Linked DNA regions of Homo sapiens: region 2 is linked to region 1. A link is a loop called in an ENCODE intact Hi-C map of the cell type or tissue named here. Cell type or tissue: IMR-90. All regions are shown on one strand.

Evidence for each region. A loop is a pair of places that touch in the nucleus more often than their neighbours do. Peaks named below come from ENCODE experiments on the same cell type or tissue, not always from the same donor. Only the 100,000 strongest peaks of a DNase experiment are listed, where the experiment ranks them.
Region 2: a loop joins it to region 1, with 10 times the contacts of the local background. A loop is called at or near these places in 29 of 110 quality-filtered maps.

What each region holds. Positions count from the first base shown.
Region 1 is chr3:150,220,435-150,222,934 of GRCh38, forward strand. No RefSeq gene overlaps it. Among named protein-coding and RNA genes, the nearest start is that of LINC01213, 17 kb to the right of the region's middle. In IMR-90, a CTCF peak has its summit at 1,007 (motif pointing left); no DNase peak of the experiment used is centred here; H3K4me3 peaks cover 175 bases; H3K27ac peaks cover 216 bases.
Region 2 is chr3:149,935,804-149,938,303 of GRCh38, forward strand. The region is part of intron 8 of RNF13 (ring finger protein 13); the gene reads left to right. Among named protein-coding and RNA genes, the nearest start is that of PFN2, 34 kb to the right of the region's middle. In IMR-90, a CTCF peak has its summit at 1,111 (motif pointing right); a DNase peak (open chromatin) is centred at 1,128.

The DNA.
Region 1 (2,500 bases):
GCTTTGCATCACTCACAGCTAAATTCAAATGAATAAAACACATTTTAATATAGCTAATAACATTTGGAATCCCGAAGAGGCATGACATAAATTGATTTATTATTATTATTATTTTTTTTCCTAAATGGACTCTGGGGGCAAATTTCCTCAGCCAAATGCTTTGGGTTTGCTTATAAGAGTCCTGTTGGTCCCCGTGGTTTGTAGGAAAAGTGTCAATTAGATTTATGAGAACTAAGATGCTTAATTAAAAACATTCTCATTGCTTTATAGCTGTGCCTCCTCAGATACACAAAACAAGTTCTCTCAATAGAGGCTTCCAAGAGGCAACTAAATCAGTTTTACTATTGTTTCTCATGAAGTTCTAACAATGAAGCTTATGGTTCATTAATGGCATCAGTCACTTAAGGGATTATCTTCATAAGGGAGTAAAAATGGTATCTTAATGGTGTCAGCCAAGAGTCATCACAAAACATCGACATTCCCTGCTATTAATTCACTTCTATTCCATTTCAAGCTAAAGGTAGTGTGCTCAACCCTCAGCAGGCCTGCAAAATTCTTAGGAGAAACAGTAAAGAAGGAACAATGGGGGCAGGGCCCCACCGCAAAGGCAAGGCTGGGAATGCGCTGCCTCTTCCCAGAACTCCAGGGAAACGTCAAGATTTTCCTACTTCTTTGCTCGCTCCTTGTTTGTTTTTTCCAGTTTGTTTAAAATATATGTTTATTCATTCTTAATTATGAAAAAAACATATGCTTGTTCCCCCCCAAATCGGAGCAGTGTAAACGAGGAAAGTCCTCCACCCATTTATTTTTTAATATTAAAGTTAATTAAAATTTGGTCTCCCCTCTGTTTTACTCCATATTTCTGGTTTTCCTCATGCTCTCTGTCTGTCCTGCTCCCGAAGCCTCCTGGTTGTGCACTCGGGCTCTCAGCCCAGATTTCTTTTGTGGGTTCAGTTGAGCCCCGGGGTCTCGGCGGCCGGCGGCTCCCCGCGGCACTGGCTCCCTCTTGTGGCTCTCTGCGGTCACTGCACACCCGCTGAACGGCAGTCTCTTCCAGCGGGCCCCGGCCTGGGGAGAACAAATCCGGGGACAGCGAGAGGGACAATCCCAACGCTGCCAGCAGTCAGTAAAGATTCTCCCTCTAACTCAGAAGCCGGCCCCAGGGAGCATTTCGGGTCTCCTCATACATGTTAGGGCTCCTCTGACCCCTGTCGTTCCTTAGGTTTCTCAGGTGTTCCCTTGCGTGAGGATTTTCAAGAAGCATCAAGAGTGCAGCCTTCAGGGTCCAGGGAGCGGGGGCGAGAGGGACGGAGAAAGTGTGTGTGTGTGTGTGTGTGTGTGTGTGTGTGTGTGTGTGAGATGGGAGTGTCTGTGTATGTGTGTGAGAGAGAGAGATGGGGAGAGTGCCTGTGTGTCCGAGAGAGATGGGAGATTGTGTGTGAGAGAGATAGGAGTGTGTGTGTGTGTGAGAGAGAGAGAGATGGGGAGAGTGCGTGTGTGTGAGAGACAGATGGGGAGAGTGCGTGTGTGTGTATGTGTGTGTGAGAAAGAGATGGGGACAGTGTGTGTAAGACAGACACAGAGAGATGGGGAGAGCGTGTGTGTGAGAGAGAGAAAGAGATGGGGAATGTGTGTGTGACAGAGAGATGGGCAGAGTGACTATGTGTGTGAGTGTGTGTGAGAGAGAGAATGTGTGAGACAGTGTGTGTGTGTGTGTAGTGTGTGTGTGTGTGCATCTGTGTTGGTGTGTGTTGTGTGCAAGTGTACTTGGGAAGAAAAACAAGAAAGAAGAGTTGATAGCGGCTGCCTCACGGCTTCCCAAGTCCTCTGGGGGGATTTAAAAATTCATTTGCTTAACAAACAGACATGAAGCATCCAGAATACGCCAGCACTGGCGATGCCAGAATGAACCAGATATGCTCCTGCTACTAAGGTGCTCCTTTTATAATGAATGGAAGGAGAGCGTTTAGAAATGCTGGCCTAGGAAGCAGCGCTGAATGACAGAGTATCAGAAGCTCTGAGAGTGAATTCCTCCACCGCCACCCAGTATGGTGACCTTTGAGCAGGACACTTCACCTTCCTGAGTCCAATTTTCTCATCTGTAAAATGAAGACAAAAATACTCACCCTCATCTGTCTTCACTGGGCTGTTAGGAGGGTCAGCTAGTCTGATACATGTGAAAGTGCTCTGAAAATCACATGCAAATGCAAACTGATGCTGTATTTTCAATATAATTTGAGGGATCCTACCAAAAAAAAACATACCTCAAAATGACTCTCTTACAGCATGTGACTGCAGTTCTCACCCAAAGAGTCACTCGGTGAGGAGTCTTCTTAACTGGGATAAGGCGTTGTTACCTGGAGAGCACAGTGTTAATCCACAGAAGGTAGTTTGCGGATTAAGCCCTCCATAGGCCACTCCTCCTGGGCAGGAGAGTCTCCTAGCTCTCCAGCTGAAACCCTGCTTCCTGAACATTGCGCTTGCCTAACAGCTCCAGCAC
Region 2 (2,500 bases), 280 kb before region 1:
ATTAGAGTATTCTAAATTTGTCTGTATATTTTTACCAATAACTTTTATAACTTCAGATATTTTCTTGTTGCATGTTAGTGTCCTTTTGTTCCAGATTGAAGAACTACCTTTGACATTTTTTATAAGATGAATTCCTTCAGCTTTCGTTTGTCTTCAGAAGTCATTATCTCTCATTTATGGTTGAAGGATAGCTTTGCTGGGGACACTGTTCTCAGTTGGCAGTTTTTTTTTTTCCTTTAGCTTTTTAATATGTCATCCCACTCCATTCAGGCATGTATGGTTTCTACTAGATGTCCATTAACAGATGAATTAGAGCTCTTTATATGTTATGCTTCTTTTTTTTCTGCTTTTATGCTCCTCTTTTTGTTTTTGACCTTTGAGAATTTGATTATTGTATGCCTTGGGATAGTCTTACTGGAGTTTAATCTGTTTGGTAATCTTTGACCTTCCTATGCCTGGATATTTATCTTTCTATAGATCTGGAAAGTTTTCTGTTATTATTTCTTTGAATAAGCTCTGTACCCCTTGCTCTTTCTTAACTATGTCTTGAAGGCCAATGACTCTTAAATTTGCTCTTTTTAGGCTATTTTCTAGATCTTATATGTGTTCTTCCTTTTTACTCTCCTATGTCTCCTCTCTTTATATATTTTCAAATTGTCTTTGAGCTCACTGATTCTTTCTTCTGCTTGATTAGTTCTGTCAAAACCCTCTCATGCATTTTCAGTTCAGCCAATGTATTTCACAGTTCCAAGATTTCTATTTTTTTAATTTTTTAATCTGTTTGTTAAATTTTTCTGGTAAGTTTCTAAAGTGTTTTACTCTGCTATCTTGGAGTTCCCCAGGTTTCTCCAAAATTGCTATTTTGAATTCTTGATCAGAGAACTTACACATCTTCATCTCAGGTTGGTAGGGTGTCACTGGCTCCTTGCTTTGTAAATTTGGGAAGGTCGTGGTTCCCTGTTTGATGTTGTTTCTTACAGATGTACATTTATGTCTTCATATTGATTTGTTATTTATTCTAGTTTTTGCTATCTGCCTTTGCTTGGTCTTTCAGGTGTCGTTTGTTGCATTCTCTTAGACTTAGATCACTGCCTTCTTTTCAGCACTAGATGGCACCCTAAGCCCAGGTTTGCCTGGCTTTCACAAACGTTCGGCGCACTGACCATCTTGGGTTAGGGGATGTTCCAAAGGGGATTCCCTGGCTGGGGTTGGTGGGGAAGGGAATTAGCTAGGAGTTTGTGCGCAGAGGACCCGTGGAATGTGCCTCCTACTGCTGCTGATCCACTGTCCCTCTGATTTGGCATCTCCTTTGGCTGAGATGAAGAGCAGCCCCAAGTTTCCTTTGCTGGAGTTGCTAGCCCTACTTCCACGTTTGTCCATAGCTGTCTTCAGATTTTCTCCCAACAGGCACTAGCAATGCTTCCTGTGGGTTGAGGCAGGAACAGCTTTCCTGCATAGTAACCCTAGACGGTAGGGAAACTGGCTGTCTACCTTAGTCTCAGTTTCTCCAGGATAGGAACCGTAAGTCTTGGGAGACTTTTTTATCCAGTGCCTAATAACTTAAGGGAGGGGCATCATGGATAGAGAAGTCGAGGGGCATCATGGATAGAAAAGTCCATTCTCTCTTAATTTTTCACTTTTTTGTGACACCAAGGATTGTCACAGCCTCAGTTTTGAGTTCTGGAATATTGATGGTGATAATGTTGTCACTGTATAGTTGTTTTTCATTTTCTGTACGGGAAAATCAACTCAGATTGCTTCTACTCTGCCATTTTGGTAACATCACTGCATTTTACAAATTTTGATATGTTGTATTTTTATTTTCACTTAGCTCAAAATATTTTAAAATTTCTCTTGAGATTTCTTCTTTGACCTGCTTGTTACTCAGAAGTGTGTTTTTTAATCTTCACATGTTTGGGAATTTGCCAGCTATCTGTATTTATATATTATTATATATTTCTAGTTTAACTCCATTGTGCTCTGCATGGTAATATTGTAAGACTTATTTTTAAAAAATAAAGTATACTTTATGTCCCAGAATGTGGTCTCTCCGTGGATGAATGTTCCATGTGAGCTGGAAAGGAATGTATATTCTATTTCTTGTTGGATGATGAAGTAGTGTGTATATCAATTAAATCCAGTTGACTGGTGCTGCTGTTGAGTTCAACTGTGTCCTTACTGATTTTCTGCCTGCTGGATCTGTACATTTCAGATAGAGGGGTGTTGATGTCTCCAACTATAATAGCAGATTCATCTGTTTCTCCTTGCAGTTCTATCAATTTTTGCCTTATATATTTTGGCACTCTGTTATTAGGTACATACACATTAAATATTGTTATATATATAGTTATGTATATATATAATTTTTTAAAATTTTTTATTTATTTATTTTGAGACAGAGTCTCGCTCTGTTGCCCAGGCTGGAGTGCAGTGGTGCGATCTCAGCTCACTGCAGCCTCTGCCTCCCAGGTTCAAGCAATTCTCCTCCTTCAGCCTCCCA